Linked DNA regions of Homo sapiens: region 2 is linked to region 1. Evidence: read pairs that join two places in POLR2A ChIA-PET (ENCODE). Cell type or tissue: PC-9. All regions are shown on one strand. Links, peaks and the distances in the headings refer to the core of each region. The heading gives the core; the rest is flanking DNA. Region 1 overlaps ZDHHC14 (zDHHC palmitoyltransferase 14). Region 2 overlaps SNX9 (sorting nexin 9).

Evidence for each region. Peaks named below come from ENCODE experiments on the same cell type or tissue, not always from the same donor. Only the 100,000 strongest peaks of a DNase experiment are listed, where the experiment ranks them.
Region 2: POLR2A ChIA-PET joins it to region 1 with 7 read pairs; 1 of 35 experiments calls an interaction of 5 or more read pairs at or near these places.

What each region holds. Positions count from the first base shown.
Region 1 is chr6:157,419,440-157,435,018 of GRCh38, forward strand. All of the region lies in intron 1 of ZDHHC14 (zDHHC palmitoyltransferase 14), which reads left to right. Among named protein-coding and RNA genes, the nearest start is that of ZDHHC14, 46 kb to the left of the region's middle. RefSeq lists a silencer at 4,804-5,004. In PC-9, for the core only: no CTCF peak of the experiment used is centred there; a DNase peak (open chromatin) is centred at 9,492; H3K27ac peaks cover 441 bases.
Region 2 is chr6:157,856,866-157,872,444 of GRCh38, forward strand. SNX9 (sorting nexin 9) reads left to right here. Exons shown (of 18, transcript NM_016224.5): 2 at 10,682-10,768. Among named protein-coding and RNA genes, the nearest start is that of SNX9-AS1, 28 kb to the right of the region's middle. In PC-9, for the core only: no CTCF peak of the experiment used is centred there; no DNase peak of the experiment used is centred there; H3K27ac peaks cover 702 bases.

The DNA.
Region 1 (15,579 bases), core at 8,358-10,857:
AGCCTTGTAAATTCCCCATACACCCTCCCCATCCTCTGCCCGAAGTCTGGCAACCACTAGTCTTTTTACTGTTTCTATAGTTTTGTCTTTTCCCGACTGTCGTAGAGTTGGGATCATGCAAGATGTTGCCTTTTCATTTGGCTTCTTTCACTTAACCATGTGCATCCAAGGTTCCTTTGTATCTTTTTGTGGCTTGATAGCTCATTTCTTTGTATTGCTGAGTAATATTCCATTGTATGGATATACCACCATTTGTTTTTCTATACCTAACGAAGGACATCTTGGTTGCTTACAATTTTTGGCAATTATGAATGAAGTTTCCATAAACATTCCTGGGTAGGTTTGTGTGTGGACATAAGTTTTCAGGGGACGTGATTGCTGGATATATGGTAAGACTGTGTTTAGCTGTGTAGGAAACCACTACATTGTGTTCTAAAGTGGCTACACCATTTTTCATTTCCATAGGCAGTGAATGAGAGTTCCTGCTGCTCCACATCCTTGTCAGCATTTGGTGTTGTCAGTGTTGTGGATTTTAGCCATGCTAGTAAATGTGTAGTAGTATCTTACTGTTGTTTTAATTTGCAATTTCCTAATGACGTGAGACATGGAGCATCTTTTCATGTGCTTATTTGCCATCTCCCCAGGTTATTTTAAGGTCTCTAGCATGGAATGAAAACCCTCACAGTGGGAAAGCAGAATCGAGGCACTGATGAGAGAGAAGGTATAGTCATTGAAGGGGTGGGCTGAATCAAGGCACTGATGAGAGGAGAGAAGGTATAGTCATTGAAGGGGTGGGCTGAATCGAGGCACTGATGAGAGGAGAGAAGGTATAGTCATTGAAGGGGTGGGCTGAATCAAGGCACTGATGAGAGGAGAGAAGGTATAGTCATTGAAGGGGTGGGCTGAGTCAAGGCACTGATGAGAGGAGAGAAGGTATAGGCATTGAAGGGGTGGGCTGAATCAAGGCACTGATGAAGGAGAGAAGGTATAGTCATTGAAGGGGTGGGCTGAATCGAGGCACTAATGAAGGAGAGGAGGTATAGTCACTGAAGGGGTGGGCTGAATCGAGGCACTAATGAAGGAGAGGAGGTGTAGTCATTGAAGTGGTGGGCTGAATTGAGGCACTGATGAAGGAGAGGAGGTGTAGTCATTGAAGTGGTGGGCCATTACCAGTGCGACTGAGTGGCCTCGGTCAGCTTTGAGCACATTTCAGTAATGACTTCCCTTCCTTCACTCTATAGAAGTAGGTTGCTCTCTACGAGCATAGGTCAGAACTTGGTCACATTTCAGCCTAGTAGGAGCGAATGACTCAGAAAGAGAGACAACATCAAGGACGGATGGGAGCCACTGCTTGAATGGAGAGATGTGCTGTTAGGTGTCTGCAGTGGCCTTGTTGGTTGCCTATCCACTAAACATTGCGCTCCTCTTCCTTGGCAACAGAGCCCTGTGCGGTAGGCCTCAGGAGCAGCCGTCCTGATCTTCAGCTCAGGGGAGGGCCTGAGGTCTCAGATGACCCCACCTCATCTGAGTTAAGCTAGCTTCAGTTAGGTTTTCTGATGCTTTGCAGCAGAACACATCTGAACTAACGTAATACCTTTTTTAGTAAGGCACTTCAGTTTATTTTTTTTTGTAGCAAATCCTCAGTGTTACTAAAAAAGGGCACTGTAAATAAAGATGGGTGTTATTATGACCGCAGAGCCCAGAATTGATATCAAGTAGACTTTATACCAAGAGCTTGGAGTCTAAAAGTTTTCCATAAGTCAAGATAGAAGCAAACTGCCTGGGCGCGGTGGCTCACGCTTGTAATCCCAGCACTTTGGGAGGCCGAGGCAGGTGGATCACGAGGTCAGGAGATCGAGACCACGGTGAAACCACGTCTCTACTAAAAATATTAAAAAAAAAATTTGCTGGGTGTGGTGGCGGTCGCCTGTAGTCCCAGCTATTCGGAGGGGCTGAGGCAGGACAATGGCATGAACCCGGGAGGCGGAGCTTGCAGTGAGCTGAGATCGTGCCACTGCACTCCATCCTGGGCTACAGAGCCAGACTCCGTCTCAAAAAAAAAAAAAAAAAAAAAAAAAGATAAAAGCAAACTGCTCAGTGTACTGTGCTTTGAGAGCCTTAATGGAAAAGCACTAAAAGAATAGTAACAACTAACATTTGGATTGTGTGTTTCTTTTTTCTTTTTTGAGACAGAGTCTTGCTCTGTCGCCCAGGCTGGAATGCAGTGGCACAATCCCGGCTCACAGCAACCTCCGCCTCCTGCGTTCAAGCAATTCTCCTGCCTCAGCCTCCTAAGTAGCTGGGATTATAGCCACCCACCATGACGCCCGGCTAATTTTTGTGTTTTTAGTAGAGACGGGGTTTCACCATGTTGGTCAGGCTGGTCTGGAACTCCTGAGCTCAGGTGATCCACCCGCCTTGGCCTCCCAAAGTGCTGGGATTACAGGTGTGAGCCACCGCGCCCGGCCTGGATTGTGTGTTTCACATAATTATTTCATCTGAAGATGCATTCATTCACTCAGCATGTATTGAACTCGTTCTAGGCTTCAAGAGCCTCATAACGATTCTGAGGGGCAGGCGATTTAGCTCCACTTAGCAGGTAAGAAACTGATGAGGTGAGGAAACTCGAACCCACGTACCTGGGTCTCAGTTGAGAGCCCTTTCCAACCGGCTGGACTGTAGCTTTCCCCAGCCCCATCCAGAGCATTTCCAGGCATCTGGAGGCTCTTCTCTGGATAGTCTTAGGTTAGCTTTATTAATCAAGGGATAACAGTAACACAGAAAGGTGGATTGAGGGTGGGATGTCAGAAAACTCTCTGTGTTAAGATAGATGTGGACATTGGTGCAAGGGTTGCTGTCAGAGAAACAATGCAAATTGTATTTTTTTTTTCTCTGCCAGATGTTTCCCATACATGTTCAATGAATGTTCCAGATTTTAAAAAATTCCATCTCCATTTCTGGATTCTGTACTTCCATCCCACACATCCCAGATTTAAAGGAATAGAAGGGACCCGTTCGCTATTATGAAGCTAAACTCAGCAGCCTCTAGTGGAGCGTTACCCCGGGAAGCAATCAGCTCTGATAGGACAGTGGGAAGACCATCAGTGGCAGGTTACTGGTTTTCATAGAACCCGAGGTAACTGAAAGCTTCTCATGGGCACTTGCTATGTGGCAGACTCTACACTCTGTTTTCATTTAATGATTTTTAAAGATGCCCCATGTTTTAAGGTTTCTACTCTCCATGATCAGGACGGGCACGGTAAGCCCTCTCTGTGATAACCAGGAGGAGGAAGAGATAGTACAGTAATAGCATGCCCAAGGCATTTGTATCGACCCCTTCTGTGCTTTTTATATTTTTAAATTTTGTACCTTTTTATTCTGTATTTTATATACTTCTTTGCAAAACAGAGTGGCTCTTCCCACAATCTGTCCCGATGGCCTTTTGGGTCAAGGAGCACAGATCTGTGTAGTTATAGGAAAAGCAGCTGAAATGTGTGTGCTTTACTAACTTTACTTCCCCTCTTTTTAAAAAGCAGTTCATTTACTCTTTCTCATGCATTCTACTTTTCAGTCGATAAGGAAAATGTTTTCCAGGCCAAACAAACTAGACTGAGATCATATGCTTGTCAGGAGACACAAACCTTCCCTCAAGGCAGCTGGCACTTGAATGGGTAAAAGTTATTGTTGTTGATATTCCTTAGCTTAATAAGGTCCCCAAAGTGGCATTGACTTTGAGTTCTACTGACTTTTCATGTGACTTTAGGCCTTAATTTTCCCACCTCAAAAATGGGATGAATGAAGCCCCACTGGCCGGATAGTCACAGCTGAAGGAACTGACACAGATATTGTAAGTTTTAGGGACCTTTTAATTTTAAATGTAGGAGGACTCTTGAAAATCCTTTTCCTTTTATTTGGAATTTGTGATTATTCATATGGTGCGGCAGGGTGCTGGGAAGACCTAGACTTTTTTTTCTTAGTGCAAATGAGGTATAATAACATTATCCCTAGGGAAGCAGATGAAAGTAATAAGCAGGATTATATTTTTAAAATTTCATAAATAAAGTTCCCCTTTTATTTAATCCAAATTGGTGAGGGTTTACTAAGCATTGCGGGATTTTCCAGGTATGAATTTTCGGCATGTATAACACTGAGATTGGGTATTCTGACCTCCAAATATTATAGTCTGAAGAGACTTGAAAACATCCACTTGTTAGATCTGAAGTTGTTTGACATAAGACGGTGGCAAAATCTCTGTTTTGTAAGCAAGGAGAATGCATCCCAACCTACAGGCTAATCCTTGAGAAATGTGGCTTCCAACTTGCTGAGCCGATTTAAACTCTCACCACTCCAGGTGCCATCTGTGGATTTGGAGGATGGCATCGTGTAGGAGCTCATTGGAAAAGCAGAATCTCAGGTTCCACCCCAGACCTGCAGACTCTGACCCCCCAGGCGATTCGTGTGCAATATGAGGTTTCAGAGCACACTGGTTCAGGCATCCATCAGCGCTTGTGTAGCTCCCAAACAAAGCCCAGCCTGGCAGGCGCTTGAGGTAAGCTGGGCCTCAACTTGTCCCATCCAAAGCTTCGGCTTATTTCACCTGAGTTTTAACAGATGCGTGCTTTGCATAACAGTCTGTTCGCACCCAAACCAAATACACTTCTTTTTCATATCAAACAACACATTCACTGAAATGATTTCTGTAGATGTTTGAGAGGCAGCCACTGTGTGATATATTTAAACTCACTTTGTTCTGTCTGAAAAATGTGTTGAAAAGAATTCTGAACAGAGGGGAAAAAAGGCAAACCTTAAAGGGATATTGCTGTGATAAAATGGTATGCCAGTGGTGGTGAGAAATTTTGTTTTGCCTTCAGGACTTATTTGTTTATTAAAGAAGAGTGAAGGCAGTATGGAGATGTCAAGCCACAGCTCAAGTAAACGTTGAATCTGACGAGGTCAAACTCAAACACAATCACTGCCCTATTTTTTGGTGGTGCGATTTTGAATCAAAAGGGGGACTGACAGCACAGATAGGGAGAGAACAAGTGTCTTTCTGAGGCTTTCTGAGCTTGAAGCCGTCCTGTTCTCCAAAGCTCTAAGCGGAACACCTGATTAGCAGAGTCAGAGAGCAAACGTGGTGCTTCGCTTGGCTATGAACAAACAACTGGTTAAAAAGCCTTTCTGGAGGTTCTTGTGAAATCTGTCTGGGGGCCCAGAAACCCTGCCCCGAGCAGTGATTTTAGTAACATGGGGATAAGTTTGCAGGAGATTCGATTAATGATTAAATGAACAAACCGGGAGTCCTGGTTTGACTTCTCTTTCTCACCTCCCCTATCCAATCAATCACAACGGCCTGGGAATTTCTCCATAGAAATATCTCTCAAATGTGCCCTTCACTGCGTCCCCAACCCCACCCCAGGCCCCAGAGTCAGCTGGGCCCAGCTTCTTCAGCAGGATCCCTGCCAGGTGTCCTAGGTCACCCGCCAGCCCGCCCACTCTCACTCTTCAGTCCATAGCCAGCCACACTGCAGCCAGAGGGAGCTTTTCATATAAACTCCAAAATCAAGAGTGTTCTGATGTTTAAGACTCCCATTGTTATTTTTATTGGGGTTGCATTATGTTTATAGATTAATTTAGGAAGCATTGACATTGTCTTATTGTTGAATCTTCCTGTCCAGGAATGGACATCAAGTTTTCTGCGTCCCTCAGGTTAATTTAAATTCTCTTCATAAGGATCTTGTACAACTCTTGTTTCATTTACTGTTAATTTCACCCTCTTGCTTCTATTATAAATGGAGGCCTTTCCTTCTAATATCTCTTGAAACTGGTTATTGTTCATATACAAGCAAGTTATTGATTTCTACATATTAACTTGCTTCTACCACCCTACTGAATTCTCTTATGGTTTGAGTAGTTTCTTAATGGATTCTTTGGGGGTTTTTAGCTGTATAGGCATATCATATGCAAATAGTGAGAGCTGTACCTCTTTTTTCCTCATTTTTAAATCTCTAATTTCTTTCTCACCCAATTATGTTGGCCAGCTCCTCAAAGAACAATGATAGCGGACATTGTGTCTTGCTTTTCAATAGTGAAATGCGACTAGTGTTCCCTTTCTAAATGCTGAATTTTGGTTGCGATATCTGCATTTTATCATGTTAGGAAATTATCCATCATTACTTCATTAACTAAGCATTTTTGAAGAGGGATCTTTTCAAAAGGCAGACTTGATCATGTCACTCTTCTGCTTCCTGGTGTTCTGAAGTAGAAACTAAAATTCTTGCCTGCATCCCCAGCCCCTGGGCCATCCGGTCCCTGTTTCCCCTGCAGCCTCATCTGGCCAGATGCTGCATTTTGCTGCCTGGGCTCCAGCCACACCGGCTGTCTTGTAGCTTCTAGAACGTGCTGTGCCCCTGCCAACCTTAGAACCCTTGGACACCTGTTTCCTCTGTAATGCTTGCTGCTCTGCCCTCTGCCACCCCACAGGTCTTTGCCTAACCACCTCCTACTATCTTGCAGAGGTCATCTCAATAGGCACTTCCTCACAGAAGTCTCCTGATCCCCCAACCAGACTGGCTCCCCATCTAGTCCCCTGCATTCTACCTAGAGAGGCAGATGGGGTCAGAGTGTGAGGATCCTGGGGCAGTGAATCTGAGGCTGCCAGACCAGGGGTGGAAGGTCTAAAGGAGGCGGTCATGCTGCTCACGTTCAGATGTGAGAGCCTCCCGCAAGGTGGTGGTTCTGGGTTGGGCAGGAGGGATCTGGCACAAGGAACGTTATGGAGATGAGAGCTGCACAGCTTGACACTGAATGGATGCTGGGTGGGGAGGTGGGGAAGGGACAGCTAGGATGACCTAAGGACTCGACTTGGATGATTGGATGGTGTCATTCACTGAGATGGGGATTCCAAGAAGAGAGGCAATTTTAAGGGAAAAATCAATGAATTTGGTTTGGAACATTCAACAGTCATTTATGGAATGCCAATGGCATGCCACATGCCGCATTAGGGTCTTAGGATCGAGGGTGACCCACAGAGCAGTTTGGCCCCCACTTCATGGAGCTGACTCGTTGAGTTTGAGGGGCCTACGGGGCACTCAGGGGGAGAAGCGCACCAGCTCGCAGGATGTGTGGGTCTGGCACCCAGAAGAGAGGGTAGCCTGGTGCTTGACACTGGGGAAGCCCTGGCTGTGGGTTTGGATGAGGAGAATCCTGGGAGAAGGTGGAAGAGCCGATCAGAAGGGGATGCTGGAGGAAAACAGCGGTCAGGTGTGTGGGAGGGAACAGAAAGGATGGGGAGCTGGAAGCCGCACTAGGAGGGAGTCAGGCCACGGGAGAGGGGCCAGCGTGAGGTTCTACAGAGCTCAGGAGAGAAGCCGGGAAGCCGTCTCACCTTTGGCCATTGGGAGGCCGTTCACCTCCATAAGAGCGTTTTCCGTGGAAACGGAGACTTCATTGTAGTGGGTTGAAAAGTGACAGCTGGGGCTGAGGGACCAGGAAGTGGGCGCATCCATTGCAGACGGCCTTTCTATAAAAGGCAGCTGTAAGGGAAGGAGAACTTAAGATAGTGTCTGGAGGAGAAGGTAGGTGAGGAATCGGTCTAGAGGAAAAGGAGGAGAGGCACGGTGCGAGCTGGGGTGGCAGGGGAGCAAGGGCCCCAGGGAGAAGAGAGGGAAGGAAGAGGGCGTGCAGGGCGGAGGGACAAGGCTCAGGCGTAGACCTGGAGGGGCATCGGGCCTGGGAGCACAGGAGGAAGGAGGAAGGGCGGGTGGAGGGGCAGCTGTGGGAGGGCTCGCCTCATGCCCTTGGTTTATCTGTGTTCAGAAGCCAGTGTGATGGTTGATTTTAAACATAATACAGCAAGTGGGCAGAGATGTGAGGGTTGGGGTCTCAGCGTTTGGAAATGTCACTCAGTGAAATAGGAAGGGAAAGTGTCTACAGAGATGCGCAGGATGCAGGGCCCCGAGGACTGGAGGGCATTTATGTTTTGGGGAATCTGCTTCCCACTCTGCTTTCTCCAGCAGGGCCTACCAGCATGGGTTGGCGTGGGGGTGAGGATGGTTGGCTGGGTTCACTCAGGGTTGGAGTTTAACAGAGCAAATGCAGGACCAGGAGGCTGGAAAGTCAACAGCAATGGCAAAAGGGAAACTGATGTGATAAATCACGGGGTCCAGGCTGGCAGAGATATGAGAGGAGAACAGAGGGGCCCGCAGGCAGAGGAACGTGAGTATTGAGATGTCGGCATGGGAGGTGGCTTGGATTTTCTTTTCAGAAATGGCAGATGCGCTAGGGCTGTTCCTCCTGGAGTAGTGGGAGTCAGAAACACACTGTGAGATTGACCACCTTCCATCGGAGTGTGGAAACAGGTTTTCATCAAGATCCTTTCCATGACATTGTGGCCCCCAAGGACAATGGAATGGTGGGGCTCTAGTCTTCATCTTTTCTCAGTAACAGCATAAAGGATGAATCTAATAAATCACAATAAAACTTTTATTGTGATTAGAGGAATATTGGGCTCCTGGAGGGCTGTTCTGTCATTGATATGTGCTGTGTTCACTTATCCATGTGAAGGAGGAATAGGGATCGTGAATAGAGGAATATCGGGTTCCTGGAGGGCTGTTCTGCTGTCGATATGTGCTATCTTCAGCACCTTATTCAACCTCAATATTTTCTGCCAGCAAAACTGTTGAGAAGGGGAGGAGAGTGCCGCAAAGGCAGTGTGCTGACACGACCTAAGCCCTGGCACAGTCATTTTGGTGTTTGCATGGGTGGCAGCAACACAGTAGGAAGATAAAGGGCTGCACACACACCACAGAGACCCTGCCCACTCCCACCCTCCGGTGCCCCGACCTTGCCAGCTCCTCTGCCATAGAAATCCTCTCAGGAAAGTGGACTGGATTTGCCAAGCAGGGTAGTGTTTTTCTAAACCAGTGATCTGGGAACTGGTATTCGTCTAAAATTAGCCTGTGAAAAGATAAGCTTTAATATATGTCATTAGGTGGAATGACAAGTAATTGAGAGTAAAAATTCCCATTAAAAAAAAAATCTCCGGCAAACAAGGTCATCTTACATAAAAGGGTACTGTGACTTTTTCAGCTGCTTTTTATAGCGGTGCCCTCTGAAACTAGTGGCCTGTTACGCCTTGTGGAAGGGCACCCGAGAGAGGCGCATTCCTGCTTAGCGAGTCCCCCCGCCCGCCCCACCCCGCCCCTAGCCCCCGAGCACAGGTGGCTGGGGTCTCAGGCCAGATTGCTTATGTGCTCACTAGCAACCTTCCCAGTATAAAATGGAAGTCTGATCGAGTCAATTACAGTGCATTGTTAGTCGTTACCTGTTCTGGTTGTTGCTCCTTACATAAAGTTTAATCTCTTTGGTTTGTTCTGAGCAGTCAGAGGTCTCAGCTCCCAGCCAGTGCTTGGTGCTTTCTTCGTTACTGTGAGCCCTCTACTATGATTTCACTCGAGTGACATTTATAGCCATGTACCTGGTTGACAGGAACAGTGAGTCACGGTTTTCCACATTCAGCACCTTTGATTCCTTCCCTTCAAGGGATGATGAGCTTGTGAGTGTGTTTGCGATGAGTGATTTTATCATTGAAATGACTGGAACCTGCAAGTCTGAGTCAGCTCACCCTGCATGGATGGTGGGGGCGTGGGGGAAGGGAACGGCCTAGGATCCACTAATTCTTTGAAAACATTTCTGGGGGACAGGCTCCATGGATCTGTGCAGTGATCATCTCGGCATGGGCGTCGAGACTTTTAGGTCAGCATTTTTCCCACTGAGAGGTGTAATCCATTACTAGGTCATGAAATCAACTTACTAGGTTGCTGGTCAGAATGGAGAATAGAATAGAAACAGAGTAGAATGGAAAATAGAGTACGTCTCCTTTGATAAGCATTGGTATTGTTTTGTGAAACTTTTGTTTCAGTTTAGTAGACTGTGATATAAAAATGAATTTATTGCTGTGGTTAATGGTCCAAAAACTTTGCACATCACTGCCCTAGATGGATGGTAAGTCTTTAACTGATGAGTTCCTTGGGTGGGTATTGAGGATGATTGACTCATTTTTGTATGCCTTTGCCTCTAGCTGTATGTAGCATATATTAGAGGCTCACTAGCTGTTTGTAGAAGGAAGGTAGGAAGGAAGGAAGGGAGGGAGGGAGGGAGGGAGAGAAGGAGGGGAAGGAAGGAGGGGAAAGAAGGAAGGAGAGCAAGGAGGAAAGAAATAAAGAAGGAAGGAGGGAGATCCGATTTTACAGACTTGAAGGGCTGGATAAAGCAGGCCTGGAAATCATATTTCATCTCTCAATATCATTCCAGGATCTCAGCAGCCATCTGTCTTCTCCTCCCTTTTCAAAACCTCCTCCTAAGTGATCTGGAAAGGGAGTTGAGGAAGTCTCCCATATGATGGCAAGAGACAATGGAGGTAACCAGCTCCAAACCAGCAAGCCAGAGTTCAGGATGATAGAGAATCTTCAGGAGGGAAGGAGAATGGCTAAGAAAATTGCTGTCTCTGAGCAGTGCCAGGGTTAATGGAATCTCTACTCAAGAGATCTTGATTGGATAACACGATGTGTTTGCTATTGCTGCTGTAACAAATTTCCACAAATTTAATGGCTTAAAATAGCACACATTTATCACTTTGGGAGGCCGAGGCAGGCAGATCACGAGGTCAAGAGATTGAGACCATCCTGGCCAACATGGTGAAACCCCGTCTCTACTAAAAAATACACAAATTAGCTGGGCGTGGTGGTGTGCACCTGTAGTTCCAGCTACTCGGGAGGCTGAGGCAGGAGAATTGCTCAAACCTGGGAGGTGGAGGTTGCAGTGAGCCGACAGTGTGACACTGTACTCCATCCTGGTGACAAAGCAAGACTGTGTAAAAAAAAAAAAAAAAAAAAAGCATACATTTATTGTATTACAGTTTTGGAGGTAGGAAGTCCAAAATGAATCTCTTTTGACTAAAGCAAAGATACCAGAAGGGCTGCATTCTTCCTGGAGGCCCCAGAGAGAACCTGTTTTCTTGCCTTTTTCAGCCTCCAGAGGCTGCCCCCGCCTTTCCCTGGCTTGTGGCTGCCTTCCTCTGTTTTGAAAGCCAACAATGTCAGGGCGGGTCCTTCTCACACTGCCATCTCTCTGGTCCTCTCTTCCAACTTTTAAGGACCCATGTGATTATATTGAGCTCACCAGGATAATGGAGGGTAATCTCCCTATTATAATGTCAGCTGATGAGCAGTCTTGCTTCCGTCTGCAACGTGAATTCCCCTTTGCCATGTCACTTAACGTATTCACAGGTTCTGGCGATTAGCGTATGGACATCTCTGTGGGACCACTATTCTGCCTACTGCATATGTTTTGAAGATCTTCAATCACTGGTGGCCCTGCCAAGGCATTTGTATTTGTGTGGCATACAGTAGGGCTGGACATGTGTGCATGTGATAAATCCATTTCTACAGAGTTAGATAAGATAGTCATCTCTGGAGAAAGATGGGCCTGACACCTGTTTTGACTGGGTTACTTGTAAAGCCAGGTTATGATACATTCTGGGACTTCCTCAGAGCTGTTGTGTTGCTGATCTGCTTGATGGACTTGTCTGTAAATAGCAGCTGTCTTCATCTGGCTCACAGACTCCCATCTGCCAGAGTGTATACGGGACACAAGGTGAAAGGAACGTGAGTGTGGGTGGTTGTAAGCCAGCACTTACATCAGGCTCTGTGCAATTGTTTGAATTTAATCTTCAGAACACTCAGTTGATGTGGGTGCCATCACCGTCCCTATTTAGAGATGATCAAGGCTCAGGGAGGCTTGTAATTCATCCAAATAGATCACTCAGCTGGTCTAATTGTCAGGGCCAGATTCAAGCCCTAAAGTTCTTCCCTGTAGGAACCATACAGAGTGGGGAGTTCAGTGCCAGGCTCCTAGCCCTGGAAAAGAATCTTTCTTTGTTGGGCTAACTGTGTACTTGGGTCACCCACCTCCATGGCAGGGACCATAGTGCCCATGTCCCATATCCAATGCAAGGGAACGCACTGTGTTGGGAAAGAGTGAAGGAGCTGCTCTGTGGACAAGAATTCTGTTTTGGAGACTGAGGATGGAGGACCTTAGTGTATTTGATGGTGGTTATGGGGCAAGGGTCTAGGTCATTGCTAGTGTGGGTCATATTGAAATCTCTTCACTGCTGAGGCTATCCAGGACTACTCACCTCCTTAGGAAATTTGATCTGAACCAAACAAGCCACAATAAACCAAAGAAGTTACCTGGCATTTTTGCTTTGGCTTTTTATTTTTTAAATTTTAATATAATTTTTTTTTTTTTTTGAGACGGAGTCTCACTGTGTCACTCAGGCTAGAGTGCGGTGTCATGATCGTGGCTCACTGCAGCCTCAACCCTCTGTGCTCAGGCGATCCTCCCACCTCAGCCTGCAAATAGCTGGGACCACAAGTGTGCACCACCATACCTAGCTAATTTTTGTATTTTTTGTAGAGATAGGGTTTTGCCACGTTGCCCAGGCTGGTCTTGAACTTCTGGGCTCAAACGATCCACCTGCCTCAGCCTCCCAAAGTGCTGGGATTACAGACGTGACCCATCATGCCAGATCCCTTTGGCTCTTAAGGGAAATGTTGCTTTCATTTTTTACTCTTGGACCTTTAGAAATGCTCAGCCAGTAACAATCTACTGAAGGAAAAGGGCTCCCAAGGTGAAGAGTGCAGAGTTCACCTCCAGTTTCTTTATGTTTGTGGTGAAATTTGTGTGAGGTGCCGTTGGAGGCTTCATAGCTGTGCATATTTGAGTTTTTAAATAAATGGAAAACATTTCCAGCAAAAAGAGGAAAGAACCTTATCTTGCTCATCTTTCTATCTCCAGGGCTTGACAGAGTGGGTGCTCAACAACTGGGTTGAATGAATAATCAGATTATTCATTCCTTTGTTAATAAAATAGCAGTGCAGTCGGAGGCTGTGGGGGAGAGTGGGGCAGAGCCCTTACTTCAGGGAGCTTACTAGCAGGTGTGGTTGCCCGGGGCTGCTTTGGAGAGGTAAGTAGTTGTGCCAATGGTGTGAAGCTGTGGAAGAGGTCATAAGTCAACTGAGGCTTGCCTGCCATCACTGTCTTCCGGAGCAATTTATTTTCGTTGCCTGGTAGCCTTCCAATAGGAGGTGGTTTCTTGGATCATTTCCATTGTAATTTAATTTAAAATTTGACTTCCTGCGTGAGAGAATGAATGGTGTTGAGGCTGCTTAGAGGCAGACCTGTTTTGTACTAGAAATCTAATCAGAGCTGTTTCCCCAGGATTTTATGAATGGCAAAATGGCTTTCATGCCCCGTAAACCACTGACACGAGCCACCTGTTTCAACCTATAGTGACACTAAGGTAACACCAAAAAATGGGGCAGGAAAACAGCTTTTCATGCTTCTGGAAGTTGCCAGGTACTGTTGACATTTAAGCATGTGCAATTTTGGGGCCCATTTTTATGTTTTTGGATCCAGATGGTTGTTCCAAAAGGAGCACTGTCCCTGCTGATCAAGTGGGAAGCAAAGAAACAAGTTTCCTTCTGCGCTGAAATCCCCGGCGTGGGGCGGCTCTGCTGCCGTCGCCATGGGGCTACAGCATCTCACCGCCCAAGAGCGGTGTGCCTGTGTCTAATGAACGTGTTACATGGCCTGTGTGGTCACTTTTCTTTGAGAACCTTGTCATGTGCCCTAGCAGATGGCAGGTTTGCATTTGGGCATGAAACCGAGCACAGTGCTGGCACGATCACTCTATTTCTTGAGACTTACTTAGGTAATAAGAATTTATAATTGAATTAAGTTGGCTCTTATAATTAATTGCTTTGATTCTGATGATGTGGACACATGATTGCAAGCTAAATACCAAATATCATTATGTATCTTTTCTGATATCGAAAGAAGGGTAGTTTAAATAAAAAAAATTGTAGCCCCCTTGAATAATGCTTTCCGTTTGCCTAAAGGTGGAAACTCATAGGTATTCACTAAATAAAGAAAGAAAAAGATTACAAAAGTAGTGACCAAGATAAAACCAGAGGCTTAGGGCTCTGAGAGTTCAGCCTGGGCCGTGATGTTCAGGAGCAGCTGTCTACCTGCAGAGTCCTGGGCAAACCACTTACCCTCCACGGGACTGTTTTGTCCTGGTTACAACGGGAGGAGTTGACTGGGTGACCCCAGGGTCTCTTTAGCTCTAAAAATTCTCAGATTGTGTGACTGTGGTACTCTGAAGGGCAGGTTTTGGTAATAGCATCAGGACCGAGTGTGTGTGCTCACACATGCACACAGACACCCCCACTCATGATCCAAAGCACAGCTGGTGGCCTTTATCGGCCTTGACGAGTGTCCTTTTCAAATGGAGACTTTATCAAACAGTGACATGGCATGTGCTGTGAAAATGGTGACTGTTTTGATGTCTTCCAGTTGGCTGGCTCCCATCTTTCCAGAGGGAGCACTGGACTTCTGGGTAAAGGAAATAGCAGTGACCAGGAACAAGAGAGCCACCCTCCACACACATACTTTTTTCCTGGTAATTGTACCAGTATGTGACTTAGCTAAGTGTACACATCATAAATAGCTATCAGCCCATGTGATGCCAGAGGCAATGGCTCAGTACATGGTTTTTGACCCTCCTGAGATATATGCTAAAAGATTTTTAAAAATCCAGTTCCAAGATTACATAACCGCCAACAACAAAAAGAAAATAGAGAAGAAAAACGGTATTAGTATTAGACCTAACATATTAATTGCTGATGACTTTTTTTAGAGAGAAGCTAGCTTATAATTTTATATATATATATATATAATTCTTTTATATGTTGAGTTCAGGGTCACTGAACTATTCTGATGTTCTGAATAGACTAAGCCTGGGCCAGTGCAAATTTAAGGCTTGCCTGATTTCCCCTGTTAGGGTCCTGCCAGCCGGCCGAGAACACCCTTAGGAGCTGGGCCTGTTCACACCAGACAGGTGGATGTTTCCTCTGAGCCCGAACTGGACTGGAGTGGCCCTGCGTTCTCCTTTGTCCCATTCCCTAAGTCCCCCTGAGGACTTTATCTGATGAGGCCATTTCAGCTTGGTGATCACTTCCCACTAGTTCCTCTGTGCCCTTAAACATTTTATTTGGGTCATAAAAACACAATTCCATGAATCATTTAGGCCACAGTAAGAGCTGCAATAGGGCTTTCTTTTAATATCCTGTGAGTACTTTCAAAATGGATCTTTTGCCCCAGTTTTATTCGTTTATCAAATGTTTGTCAGTGTGGTTGGGCCACCTGAAGATGAGCACCCAGAGAGCTTGGCACGACGGGGAGGAGCCGGACTTTTAACAAGGCTGCGCCAGTGCCCTCCTGTCAGTTAGACTGTCTGTGGAGCTATTTGCTTAATGAAACTGGACCCGCTCCATGACGGAGAGAATCCTGGCGTGACATGTTTTGTAATAGTCCCGTCTGGGTTGGCTGTGGCCTTGAGAGAGGGGATCTGCTCAGGGCTTCCCTTCCTGGACTGCCAGCAAAGCTTTTAGAGAACACACTTTCTGGGTTTCTCCCAGGGAGACTTATTTGTTTTGACCTTTACACAAAGACATAATG
Region 2 (15,579 bases), core at 8,574-11,073, 440 kb after region 1:
AGTAATGTCTGCTTGTCTTTGTGATGCACTATGCTTAGATGAATTAAATCTTTGGGGATTGAAAAAAATGATCTCATTCTATTATTCCTTCATTTATCAGCTGAAATGCTTGTAAAAGAGAAACTTTTATCTACTACTTGGTTACTTAATAGTACAGTTCTTAAAGGATAAATGGTTGATTTTTTTGCCTTTATTTACCAGTTGTCAAAATGAATTCATTTCCTACCATTCTATAATGATGACCAATTAGTTTTATCATCATGAACTCATGAGTTTAAGCAAATTTAATGTTTCAGTCCATTGTGGTCATTATCCCTATTGATGCTTGTATTCTTCCACATTTGGACAGCAAGCTCATCTTCAGGTTGGTACCTGTGTCTTTTTGACACAACCAGTAGGCTTTGCTAGTAGTGTCTTTGATAATCTGATAGGAAAAGATGTTCCAGGCCCATCTTGTATGTTTTATATGGGATTCTTGTTTTTTCCCACTGAAACCTGGAGTCAACTATTTCTCTAAGTAAATCTGGTTCCTTTTAATGAAAAATGCTGCTCGGAATTCCCAATCTGGGCACTAGATATGTGATTACCTTTTTTAAAAAAAAATTAATCTTTGACCCATTATATGATTTATTTTGTTGGGAGAAGTGAGGTAGGAATTCATTTTTTTCCTTCAGATAGTTACTTATTTGTTCTAAAACAATAAAATGCCATCTTTATCATGTTACCTACGTTTCTATATGTCTTTGGGACTTGTTGTGGACTTCGTACTTTTCTAGTTTTTCCTTGTTTTTTTTTTTTTCCATGAAAAAGATTGGGGGCCATTCTTGTTTGTTTATATGTCCAATTGAATTTTAGGATTAGTTTGTCCTGTTTCAGAAAAAAAAAATCCTATTTGTATTTTTATTAGAATTATTGAAGGAGAGGGGAGAGGTGCTATTGATGATATTGGGGCTTCTCATCTAAAAATATGGGGAGACTCTTTGAATCCATTTGTATTGTATAACAAACTACCCCAAAACTTAATGACATAAAACAACAAATACTTTGTATTTCTTACAGTTCTGTGGACTGACAATGCGTGGTTCTTGTGGTCTGGAGAGCCCATCTGAGGCTGGATAGTCTTAGGTGGCCTTTCCTTCATGTTAGGGTCTCACCTTACACAGCTAGGATGATGCGGGCCTCTTTCCATATGGTCTCGGATCTGCAGAGTTACTAACCCAGCCAGGTTCAGTGGTAGCACAGGTGATCCTGGCAGCAAGAGATGGCAGCCCCCACCCCATGTATAAGTGCTTTTCATGCCTATGTTAGTATCACATATGCTATCGTTCTGTTGGCCAGAGTAAGCACATGAACTCGTCCGGAGTCTTTTTTCTTTTTCTTTTTTCTTTTTTTTTTTTTGAGATGGAGTTTTGCTCTTGTTGCCCAGGCTGGAGTGCAATGGCGCAATCTCGGCTCACCGCAGCCTCCACCACCCGGGTTCAAGTGATTCTCCTGCCTCAGCCTAGCGAGTAGCTAGGATTACAGGGACGTATGTTTAGTAGAGACGGGGTCTGTCCATGTTGGTCAGGCTGGTCTCAAACTCCTGTACTCACGTGATCCGCCTGTTTCGACTTCCCAAAGTGCTGGGATTACAAGTGTGAGCCACCATGCCCGGCCATTGTCCAGAGTCTTAATGGGAGGAGTGACAAAGTCATATTGCAAATTGGTATTGATATAGGGGTGGGAGGATTTACTGTGGCCATTGTTACAATCTACCTTGATGTATTAGCATGTTCTCACACTGCTAGTAAAGACATACCTGAGACTGGGTAATTTATAAAGAAAAGAGATTTAATGGACTCACAATTCCACATGGCTGGGGAGGCCTCACAATCATGGTGGAAGGCAAAGGAGAAGCAAAGGGACATCTTACATGGCAGCAGGCAAGAGAGCTTGTGCAGGGGGACTCCCCTTTATAAAACCATCAGATCTCATGAGACTTACTCACTACCACGAGAACAGTATGGGGGATACCACCCCCATGATTCAGTTATCTCCACCTGGCCCTGCCCTTGACACATGCAGATTATTACAATTCAGGGTGAGATTTGGGTGGAGACACAGCCAAACCATATCACATACTCTCCATTTTTTCCAATTTTCTGTGTTATTTAAGAAATTCTAAAGTTTTTTTCCAGATAGGTTTTACACATTTCTTAAGTTTATTCCTAAATATTTCATCTTCCGCCATTACTGTACATGATGTCTTTTTCCTCTCATTTTAATTTAGAATTCTTGGACAGGTGACATACACACACACAGTTAAAATTAAATGATATGAAAAGAAATATAATGAGAAACGTCACTTCCACTTGTGTTATCACTGAGTTTCTTCTCCCATGTTTCTAGGTGACCAATTTAAAATTAATTTCTTGTTTTATTTAATGTTTCTTTATGGAAATACTGGCAAATATAAATATTCTGCTCATGAAAAAGGTGTAGCATGCTATATGCCCTGTTCCATAAGTTACCTTTTTTGACCATGTATTCATTCCATGTCTGAGTATATAGATTGTTCTCATTCTCTTGTTGCTGTATAATATTCCATTTTGACAGCATAGCCTGGTTTATTTAATCAGTTGCCTGTTAGTAGAAGCTATATTGGGGTAGCATTCCTTAGCATCAGATTTGCAGAAATCGAAAAGTGGAGTGATTTATTCTGTTTGTGAAGCTGTAGAAAAATGTTACTTTCGTATATAATACTGGTAGAAGTTTAAATAGTACAACCCCAAATTGTGGCCGTGGGGATCTGGCAATGTCTGCCAGATTAATTTGTCTCTCTTAGTGTGTGAGATTGAGCGTTTTGTCATGCATTTAAGGGCCATTGTATTCTTTAATGAACTGTTTGTTCCTCTGCCCATTTTTGTATTAGGTTGCTGGTCTTTTTCTTGAGTTCCAGAAACTCTTTATGTATCAGAAGATTAACACTTTGTGATATGAATTGAAAATACTCTTTCCTTTATGACTTCTGCTGTATGTTAAGACTAGTGATTTTTACATAATTTTGTTCCGGGTCATGTTATAGGAGTCAGCAAATTTTGGCCCATGAACAAAATCTAGCCTGTCATGTGCAGTTTGTAAATAAAGTTCCACTGGAACGTGGCCATATCCATTTGTTTATATATTGTCTGTGGTGGCTTTTGCACTGCGGCAGCAGAGACAGACTGAATGGCCTGCAAACTCGAAAATATTTACTATCTGGTCCTGTACAGAAAAAGGAAAAGCAACCCCTCATTTAAAGCAATAAAATCAAAGTGTTTTGTATGATACAGCCATTTTGACATGGCCTTAAAAAAATAGCCTAGGCAACATAGTGAGATCTCGTCTCTTTAAAAAAATTAAAAAATAAAATATTAGCCAGGAGTGGTGGCATGTGCCTGTAGTCCTGTCTATCAGGAGGCTGAGGCAGGAGAATTGCTTGAGCCCAGGAGTTCAAGGCTGCAGTGAGCCATGATTGCACCACTGCCCTCCAGCTTGGGTGACAGAGCAAGATGCGGTCTCTCAAATACAATAAAATATCCAATTAAATTCAAGTTTTGTGTGTTTAATTATGAAGTAAGGCACAGCACAGGCAGTCACACGTAGGTTTCAGAAGTATCTGTTTTGACACATTACTTGGTAATCGTGATGGTACATGTGATATGGCCAGTTGATGCCACCACATCAAATCACTGTTAAGATATCTTTGTCTAATTGTTCTTGTGTGCACCGCATATAGAAGCTTTGATCTGGGTGAGTGTGGGTAGAATGACTCTTAAAATCATCCCAATCTCTAGAAGTTTGGTTACAGTGTAGCCTCAGTTTGTATTTCCTGTGGTCTTAAGTACTTTCCAGAGCTGTTCTGCACGAGTGAACTACAGAGAGAGGGAGAGCAGTTTGGAAGAGTATGGTACAATTTGATTTATGTATTTTAAGTACTCAGAACTCTGCTCCCCTAGAATTGTACAGTCGCCTTTTGTTACACTCAGATTTAAGTTTACACTAAGTATTTCTTGGGAATTTGTAATTCTACTCAGGGAATTTCTATTTACATTTCTGTTTGACTTGGAAATTTCCCAAACTGCTTGTCTAATTGACCATCAGTTTAAAAAATTCCTCTAAGTGCATTTGTTTCAGAATAACAGATATAAACCTATTTTAGGAAAAAACATTTTTAAAGAACATATCAATTTACCAGTAGTTTATTCTTGAAAATTTTACATACAGAATATTTAAAAATTTTTATTCATTCTCAATTGCTGCTACCAATTCTTTTTAGAAATTTCTTCTGTTTGGAAAAGATCTTTTGCTAGAACAACTGTTAAAATGTTCTATCATCTTGACTATACTTTTGAATGGATTATTAAAGAAATTGCTTCTCAACATTTAAGGAAACTTCATTTCCTTCTTTGGAAATTTTAAGAGCAACATTCTGAGAACATGATAATTAATTGACCCGCATCCCCTTGGAGCTTCTTATCTGGTGCAGCTGACTTGGCCCTGCCATAGTTTAACAGTTTGAATAATGACACTGGTGAAACTGTAGAAAGCGTGCTCATCAGGCTTTCCGATGACTCCCAGCAAGAAAAGATAAGGGAGAATTGGATGATGGCTTCAGAATTCAGAAAGCTCTTAATAGGTTGGAGCAGTGGGTTGAATCTAATAGCTTGAAATTTTATAGCGATAACTATAATATTCTGTATTTAGTTCACATAACAGTGGAGTAAGCGCAAGGTTGAGCAAAAGCTGTGGAAATCACTGATATGCAGTAGTCCCCCTTTAGTGACGGGGGATATGTTCCGAGACCTCCAGGGATGCCTGCAACCAAGGATAATACCAAACCTTATGTGTGTACTATGTTTTTTCTATATATGCCTATGACAAAGTTAATTTATAAATTAGATACAGTAAGAGATGCACAAGAATAACTAATAATAAAATAGAACAGTTATTATAGTATGCCAGCAACACCACTCTTGTGCATCAGGGTCATTATTAAGTAAAATAAGGATGACCTGAAGATGAGCACTGCCATACCTGATAGTCAGTCTACTAAATGGGACGGCTACTACATGACAGTCAGGTGGGCAGTGTCTATGGTGTAGAGATGCTGGACAAAGGGATGATTCATGTCCTGAGTGGGAGAGTGTGAGATTGCATCATGCTACTCAGAATGGCATGGACTCTAAAACTGATAAATTGTTTATTTCTGGAATTTTCTATTTAATATTTTCCAACTGCATTTGATAGCAGTTCACTGAAACCGAGGAACGTGAAACTGTGGAGGAGGGACTACTTATATTGAAAAGCATTTATGCCTTCACCATTTAGATTAAGGACAAATACATCAACATATGTTAATAGCATAATAATGCTCAGGGTCTGTGAAAGTAAGTTCTGTTTCTTCTGATGATCTTAATAAGTCAAGATAAGATTGAGGAAGACGTTAAATATTATACAATTTTGTAAGTCATGAATGTGCTTAAGTTAAACAAGCTTGCCATTTAAAGAGGTAAACTAGTTATACATAGAAATATTACCTACTCTTTATGCAAAACTTCACTTCTCGAGGGTGTCAAATCATTCTTTCCCTGGAATTTCTGAAGATTTACATATTTTATTTTTTAATTGTACTTTTCTGTTTTAAAGATGAGGAGCAACACTGTTGAAGATTTACTGCTTTTTTCCCTAAGATGTAATTGTGATTTATATGCAATCAGAGAGGTAGATACTTAAGAATGGGGCCTTAGCTTTTGCATTCTAACTCCCATATGAACTTTTTTTATTGCCAGGGTTTTGTGAATTTTTTTTCCTTCCTATTTTGAACTGTTTTATTCTCTATTGTTGTGCATTTTAGGATCTAGTTTTTTGGTTTTCATTTTTGCTTAATAAATACAGGTAGTTCTTAGTTCTTATGGCCAGTGTTTTTTTAAATTAGAATGTTTCCTTAATAAATTCTTTGGTTTGGGGTTATTGGTTTGTATTAACTTGGACTCTCTAGGTTGCAAGTGACAAGATGTGGACTGACAGTTTAATAAGCTCATGAGGAGATACATTGGCTCCAGTAACAGAGAAGTCTTCCATGGGGAGAATGAGTGTCAAGTTTGTCCTTCAAACAGGACACTGTTTCTCTTTGTCATTCTGTGCTACATTGACTTCGTTTTTCAGACAGACTTTCTCCACACCTCAGCCAGTTAGCCATTGACAGCAATACCAGAGAGAAGGAGCACTGTCCCCAACTCCCATACCAAAGAGCTCTGAGAAAGAATTCTGATTATCCAGTTTCCAAAAGGAAGGGATGTGGGGCAGACAGAATAACAGATATGTACAACATAGGTCAGATAGAATGTGTATGGTCATACTCCTCTCTTTTCTCAGAAGAGGAGGTATGTGTTAAGAATGGATTATGCACATTGTGGGCAGATGTGTGCTTGCACACTTGGTATTCTAGTGTCTGGAGCATTGAATGGAGAGCTTTGAATCCACTAATGTTTATTTTACTGATAAGTAGATTAGTAGTTAATGGAACAGATACGTGAGATTGATGTCTAGTAGCCATTCATGTCATCTGTAATACTTTTTGAAAGGAAGAGATTAGTTGTGGTTGACAATATATATTGAATATATAGTTTGGAGTTATCCACTGACCAGGACTAGGTGGAAATTTAGCTCTTAGAAATAGTTGAAGAATGAGTTCTTGAAGTATAGCTAATAGTGGAAAATGCAGTATAGGAAAATGGACCATTTCTTTCAAAGACCACATGGAAAATAGATGGCAGTTGGGGTTGAGGCCAGCACCTCTGTCTGTTTGGATACTGTTAGTGGTAGACAAGAGGGGTGAGAAGGGGAAAGTGAGAAAACAGGTGGAGGCAAAATGCAAGGATAGGAAAGAGAAAAGAGGGGTGCTGGGAGATGACGCCCAAAAGCTTTCAGTTTAATTGAAGCTTTAGCATCTCTAGGCTGAATGGTCAATATGTTTTTTTATTGACATGTTATACTTATTTGGAGATATGGTTATTAAATCCTTTTTTCTCCAAAATTATTCTCAGTTCAGATTTCTAAGAAGCATCTGTTTAAGTCTTAATTCAGTGTTTTAGATAAACTTACAAGGTTTATAAACATTTTTCTGTGAATGTCCTTGTCTGTTTTGTGCTTACAACAGGAGATCTACGACTGGGTAACTTATAAAGAACAGAATTTATTCCTCATAACTGTGGAGGCAGGCGGTTCAAGATCTAGGTGCTGGCAGGGTAGGGCCCGGCTCTGCTTCCAAGATGGCGCCTTGAGTGCTCCCTCCTCCAGGGGTAAGGGTGTTGTGTCCTGACACAGCAGACGGGTGAGCGAGAGTAAACCCACTCCCACGAGCCCTTTTTGTAGCAGTGTTGATCCCCTCTTGAGGACAAAGCCTCCGTGACCTAAACGCCCCCCATTTGCCGCACCTCCCAATACCACTGCCTTGGGGGTTCAGTTTCAACATGAGTTTTGGAGGGTCCAAACCCTCTAACCTTAGCAGTGAGTAAGTGCTTAGTAATATTTAAGTGTGTGAGGCTGTTTCCATTTCTTTCTTTCTCACTTGTTTCACATTCTGCTTCACTACATTCTAAGTTTAGTAAACAAGAGGCTTAGGTATTCTATATTTGGAAACTAATTGGATTCAGCTGGATTTTTAAAAATTTCAGCAGGATTCTTGAGGACCAATAACACAACAGCAGGTTCCTCATGCCCGTGAGTGTGGCTTTGCTTCTCCCAGGCTCCACTCTGAGGGCTCGCTTCCTTCCAGCCCGTCCCCTGCCCGCATTTCTGTCCTGTCTGTCCTCATGGCAGGAAGGATCCAGGTTGATGCAATGTGTTTTTAAAAAACACCAGCCGGGCATGGTGGCTCACACCTGTAATCCCAGTATTTTGGGAGGCCGAGGCGGGCAGATCATGAGGTCAACAGATCGAGACCATCCTGGCCAACGTGGTGAAACCTCGTCTCTACCAAAAATACAAAAATTAGCTGGGTGTGGTGGCGCATGCCTGTAATCCCAGCTACTCGGGAGGCTGAGGCAGGAGAATTGCTTGAATCCAGGAGGTGGAGGTTGCAGTGAGCTGAGACTTGCCACTGCACTTTAGCCTGGCGACAGAGAGAGACTCTGGCTCAAACAAAACAAAACAAAAACAAAAACTACCGCAGCCAGGCATGGTGGCTCACGCCTGTAATCCCACACTTTGGGAAGCCAAGGCGGGTGGATCACCTGAGGTGAGGAGTTTGAGACCAGCCTGACCAACATGGTGAAACCCTGTCTCTACTAAAAATATGAAAATTAGCCAAGTGTGGTGGTAGGCGCCTGTAGTCCCAGCTACTTGGGAGGCTGAGGCAGGAGAATCGCTTGAACCCAGGAGGCAGAGGTTGCAGTGAGCCCAAATGGCATCACTGCACTCCAGCCTGGGCAACAAGAGCGAAACAGTCTCAGGAAAAAAAAAAAAAAAAAAACACCACATAACATGACAAGCAGAATTCTGTCCACTTTTGCAGCCATGTCAGGAAAACACCTCAGCATGGCTGCTTTGTTCTTCATGACGCCCTGAGGGGAGCCGTCCTGCTGGCCTGGGCGCCCTGCCATGATCTCCACTCGGGTCCCAGCCTCCAAGGATGGAGGTGGGGAGCTGCTGGGATGTCTTGACTCACAGGCTTTCCCACCATTTGTTTCTTCCCAACAGTTTACTAGGAGAAATTTCAGACATGGAGAAAGGTTGGAATTGAATACCATAGATCCACCATCTAGATTCAGTACCTGCTTTGTCACATATTCGTCCATCAGTCCATCTTACTATTTTTTATGTATTTCAAGATAGCATTTTGGCTTTTTTTTCTTAGTCTGTTATCACTAAATATGAACCTTTATTCTCATTAAAATAATTTCAGGCATCATTAAGCAAATACATAGAAAGGGCAATGGCCAACAAAAGGGCCTTTCAAGTTCTTGCCATATGGTGGGTGTTCAGTAAATATTGTTAAATTAGTGCACTTGCATTAGCCCTGTTAGACTAGCCCTGTCGCTAAACTTGAATTTGCCTTTGAGGACAAACAATTACTTTTAAACCATATGTTTCCTAGGCGCATGTGATCCCCAGTTTATAGGATGGACTTGAGGAAGATAGTCTGTGAAAGACAATCACTTAGAATTTGAAAAGGATTTAAATTATGTATTATATATTATAAAGGTATATATAAAACATTTTAAACACATACCTTGTTTTTACCACGGTGATTCTCTCTTGGGATACATGCACAGCAGTGTTCCAAGGAGTCAGTGTTTCTGGACCCTGTCTCAAGGATCCTCTTGAGGAAGAGCCTGCAAGAGCAGTCCCTCCTTACTCCAGCCAGAATAGCTTTGTCCTAGTCTGTCTTATATGAAATAAAAATTTCATTTAGGGCTGGTCATAGTGGCTCACACCTGTAACCCAAATACTTTGAGAGGAAGATCTCTTGAGCCCAGGAGTTTGAGACCAGCCTAGGCAACATGGTGAAACCTTATCTCTACAAAAAATACAAAAATTAGCTGGGCAGGGTGGCATGTGCCAGTAGTCCCAGCTACTGGGGAGGCTGAGGTGGGAGGATTGCTTGAGCCTGGTAGGTCGAGGCTGCATTGACCCATGATGGCACCACTGCACTCCAGCCTGGGTGACAGAGTGAAACTCTGTCTGGAAAAATAAATAAATAAAAGCTTTTATTTTAAGGAAACGTTTTAAAATCATGGCTGTTTAGGTAACTCGACCAGCACACACTGCCCTATGTAAGTCTTGGTATGGTGGAAGAGTACCCAAATCTTAAATTTCTGAGTTAATGTGGCTAAAGATGCTGCATTATCATTCTTATTAGATAAGGAGCAGTGAACATTTTAATAGCAAGCGATTCTTCTAAAGATGTGTGAATCTTAGATGTGTGTGCGTGTGTGTATGTCTCTGTCTTCAGTTTCTGAGAGTCAGTGTTCCCAGAATGAACAGTTTGTGTATTTCCACTTCTTACCTCCTAAGAGAAAGAAGATAGTCTGTTGTTGTTGTTAATGAAATAGGTGTTTGTTTGTTTGTTTTTTTAAGAGACTGCAGGGTCTCACTGTCGTGCAGGCTGGAGTGCAGTGGCATGATCCTGGCTTACTGTAACTTTGACCTCCTGGGCTCAAGCAATCCTCCCGCCTCAGTTTTTTCAGTAGCTGGTACTACAGGTGCTGGCTACAATGCCCAGCTAATTTTTCTTTAATTTTTTGGTAGAGATGGAATCTCGCTTTGTTGCTCAGGCTGGTCTCGAACCCCTGGCCTCAAGCAATCCTCCTGCTATTTAGTCTCCCAAGTAGCAGGGATTGCAGGTGTGAGCTGCTGCACTCAACCAAAATAGGTATATTTCGAGTAACTTTTTTAGGGTTGATCTCTAAATGCAATGTGGGCAGCTGCCAGAAACCTTCCCTGCCTCCGGAACAGAACAGGGCTATCACCGTTGGTGTTATTCTTCCTCAGAGTAGAGCAGATGAGTCATTTTGGTAATGTCTTCCTTTCTTCCAAAACAGCCACAGCCACTATCATGTTTGTACCAGCATGCTTAGAAAGTGAACTGTACACCTTTTGTGTTTTTACTACTCTGTTTGTGTTTGTAACATCCTCTTTTCCTCTCCACTCCTGATAGGCTCGGGTTATGTATGATTTTGCTGCTGAACCTGGAAATAATGAACTGACGGTTAATGAAGGAGAAATCATCACAATCACAAATCCGGTAAGAGAACTGTACATTCGAGTCTGATTGTCCCATGTGGACTTATTTTTAACAAATCCGGTAAGAGAACTGTACATTCGAGTCTGATTGTCCCATGTGGACTTATTTTTAAGATTTTATTTTTTTGTAAGTTAATCATTCAAACCCACATGATTTTTTTCCTGTTGCTTATGAAATATTGATGGTGAAGTAAGAAGCTGTTATATAAATACAGGAAAAAAGTTCCCTAAAGACAGTTATGTATGTAATTGAGTTTATTATGTCTGCTTATTTTGTATCTTCTTCGATATGTTTATCTTACAATTTTTTAAATTACTTACAACCTTTTAGGTACCCCATAGTTGTCCTGGAACATGGTTCAGTGTGTTTACCCCTAGCATGATAATACTGTATCTCTAGAATAAGTAAAAGATGATGGTGATTTTCCTAAATGTCTTAACTGATTGATCCTATCATCATTTTTCTAAGCTCTTTTCCTAAATCAGATTAGGTTGCCAGAAAGCAATATACTTAGACCAGCTCCAGTGGAGTTAGCTCAGCTCCCAGTGGAGTTCTCTTTGCTGAATTACAAGTTATTGCCTCAGCTTTTATTCAAACAAGAAGCAACTCTATGTATAAAAAGCATTTCTGCATCTTTACCAAACCCTGTTTGAAATTGTGTACATATACATACACACATGCATCTTCAGGTACACTCATATGTATACATATGTACACATAGATACACTCATCTTCAGATGTGTGTCTCTGCTTATATAACTGGGTTTATTATGCCCTCCCAGAGAAGCATCTATGTGATCTCTTATCTCAGGTTCTTTCTCCTGGAGATTGGGTACATTTTGTTTCATAAAGTCAAATCTTTGTAGACTATTGGATTTCTGTTATGGTCTGTGTTGTCAGGAAGCTTAGAGGCAAACATAATATTCATTTGTGTCCAATCTTCTTTGCCCAAGATTCTGTTACAGTTTTTTCCATTATTTCTGTGTGATACTTGTCTCATTACATTTAATTGTCCTTTTTACATGTAACTTTATTGTAACTGTTCTTAAAATATGTAGCAAAATTATGAGATGAACATCATTTGAAATAATGTAACAAAAATTGTATCAATTAATAGTATTTCATTGCAGGCTTATATAGATGGAGAAGGAACAAAAGCAGATAGGGAGAATTTGTCTTTGTAAACTGAGTAAAACTTGAACCCATCGTTACCTGCTTTCTTCACCTGGCTGATTTCGTGACACTGCCCTGTGCATGCCTGTCCTTGGTCCACGCCTCCGCCTCTGGGCCCCACACTGCAACGTGTCTCTTCTGTGTCCTCTCCCTCGTGACCGTCACTCATACTTAATGTGTGTGCAGTCTTGGGAGAGGTACCCTGGAGATACAAAGACAGGAAACCTGGCCCTTGCCCTGTGCTCCTTGTTTTCCAGAGAGGTCTGCATGCCAGTGTTTCTTACTGAATGTTTCCAGAAGGGAACTTGTTGTGTCTGTGCTGTAGAACATGTTGGATCCCACACACCTCTCCCCGGCCTCACTGGCTGTCCTCTTGTGTCCCTCCCCTCTCTGCCTCACGAGTGTTGGGGTTCCCACGTCATTCCACCTTCAGCCCATTTCTTTACACTATGCGGTCTCAGATTTTTGTATTGCCGTCTCTGTGGTGATGACTTTAAACCTGTATCTGCAGCTTCCTCCTGTGGCTCCAGCCTCAGAGGAGGCCAGACACCTTCACCTAGTTTTTTCACAAGCACTTCACACTGACCACGTCCAGACTCAGCTCATCACCCATGTGATGCTCAGCCTACTCCTACTTCTCTGTATTTCTCTGTATTTCTGTTGTGGCGCCTTTCCATTCAGTGAACCAAGGCCCCCAAGGCTAAGTCACTTAAAGCCATTGGTTTCTCTCCCTAGAGTTTTACTCTGTCCAGCCTCTTCTCTCCACCCTGCGCTTCCTGCCAGCGCCCTGAGCTAAGCTCTCATCCTCTTGCCTGGACCATGCACCTTCCTCACTGGCCTTGCCTCAAGCCCAGGGTCTGTCTAAACGGCCAGTGTGGCCAGGTCATTCCTCGCTGGCAGCATTTTCTGTCAGCTGTAGGTCTGTGAGACACCCCACCATGGGCCCCATCAGACCTCGCCAGCCTTTCCCTGTGCACGTGCACAGGCACACACACGTGCACCCATGTACGTACTCTCACGCACTCTCTCACATTATGCATACCCCCACACACACTCGCACACACCCTTATGCGTGCACATGCACACACATGCGCACACACCTCGCACCCTCATACACCTCTCATGCTCTCATACACTTTACATACTCTTTCACGTGTGCACTCTTACACACACGTACCTTCTCACTCTCACCTCTCATGCACACCCACAGTCGCATGCTCACACACATAGGCAGCACTCACACGTGTGAGCACGCACACACACCCTCTTCACTCTCACTTGCCCTCATCCGCACTCATGCTGTCACACATACACCTGCACTCACACATGTGAGCACACACACCCCTCACTCACCTGCTCTCATGCACACCCACACTCATGCTCTCACACATACACATATGCACTCACACATGCAAGCACACACATCCCCTCAGACACTCTCACCTGCTCTCTCACATCCCCACGCTCATGCTCTCACATATGCACTCACGTGTGAGCACGCACACACACCTACTCTCTCACCTGCGCTCACACTCACACTCATGCTCTCACACATGCAGCACTCACCCGTGTGAGTGCATGTACCCCTCAGACACTGTCACCTGCTCTCACACACGCACACTCACATGCTGTCACACAGATGCAGCACTCACCCGTGCAAGCACATACACCCTGCAGATAGTCTCACCTGCTCTCACACATACATGCACTCACCTGTGCAAGCACGCACACCCCTCAGACACTCTCACCTGCTCTCACACATATATGCACTCACCCGTGCAAGCACACACACCCCTCAGACACTCTCACCTGCCCTCACACATACCCACACTCTCCTGCTCTCACACAGATGCAGCACTCACCTGTGCAAGCACATACACCCTGCAGATAGTCTCACCTGCTCTCATACATACATGCACTCACCTGTGCAAGCATGCACACCCCTCAGACACTCACCTGCTCTCACACATATATGCACTCACCCGTGCAAGCACACACACCCCTCAGACACTCTCACCTGCTCTCACACATACCCACACTCTCCTGCTCTCACACAGATGCAGCACTCACCCGTGCAAGCACGCACACACCCCTCAGACACACTCACCTGCTGTCATGCACACGCACACTCGCATGCTCACACAGAGCTCCTGTGGAAGGAGAGAGTGAGAACTGTGGCAGTGCCAAGATCGAGGAGGGAGAATGAGGAACGGCAGAAGTGATGGTAGTTTTTGAATAGTGAGCATATTTAGAAAACGTACTTTATATGTCTTGGATTGAAAAAAGAATCGGCCAGGTGCAGTGGCTTACACTTGTAATCCCAGCACTTTTGGAGGCCGAGGCAGGGGGATCGCTTTGAGCTCAGCAGTTCAAGACCAGCCTTAGTAACATGGCAAAACCTCATCTCTACAAAAAATACAAAAATTTAGCCGGGTGTGGTAGTGCGTGCCTGTAATCCCAGCTACTTGGGAGACTGAGGTGGGAGGGTCACTTGAGCCCAGGAGTTCCAGGCTGCAGTGAGCCAAGATGGTGCCACTGCATGTCAGCTTGGGAGACAAAATGAGACAGTGTCTCAAAAAAAAGAAAATCACTGGGTAGAAAAAGATTATGTAGTAATTTTGTATAATATGCTAGGTGTGCATGTTCTCATTCATAGGTGGGAATTGAACAATGAGAACACTTGGACACAGGGCGGGGAACGTCGCACACCAGGGCCTGTCGTCGGGTGGGAGGAGGGGGGAGGGATAGCATTAGGAGAAATACCTAATGTAAATGACAAGTTAATGGGTGCAGCACACCAACATGGCACATGTATACCTATGTAACAAACCTGCACGTTGTGCACATGTACCCTAGAACTTAAAGTATAATAATAATTTTTAAAAATTTTTAAAAATGCTAGATGTGTATAAGTTAAATAGATTCAGTTTTAATCATAGCAGAGATTAAAGATTCTTCAGTCTTACCTTTTTTTTTTTTTTTTTTTTGCAGACAGGCTCTCACCCTGTCACCCAGGCTGGAGTGAGGTGGTGTGATCTTGGCTCACTGTAACCTCTGCCTTCTGGGTTTAAGCAATTCTCATGCCCCAGCCTCCCGAGTAGCTGGGATTACAGGTGTGAGCCACTGTACCCAGCCTCATCTAATTTCTTTATTGAAGTATTTAATTTTTCTTGGTAAAATAGCAACTTGTCCTCAAGTTGCTATTGTGGTCAGAAAGTGACAAAAGTTGTGGCTTAAAGTGATTTTTTAAGAGAATGTGATTATTCAGATTCAGATTATTAACTAATTAGGGCATTATTTTAAAACTGTAAAAACTCTTACTATGTTAAGATGAGAAAGTGGGACCTGCCCCTTAACATTGTTAATAATTAATAATAATATCAACATTAATAGTTTAATATTTAGATAAAGTTTCTTCCAAGGATAGCAACTTCTATTCTGAATAAAAGTTACAATTTTTCCTTTGATCATAGATTGAAATGGCAATACTGGGATATAGAGTTCTACTTTATTACTTAGTTTATTAATATTATTTATCCAGAAGAACTGAGGAACCATGGATCAGTTCACTTTTTCTGCATAACAATCCTAAAACTTACTAGTTTAACCCAGTAACCATTTGTTACTGCTTAGGAATC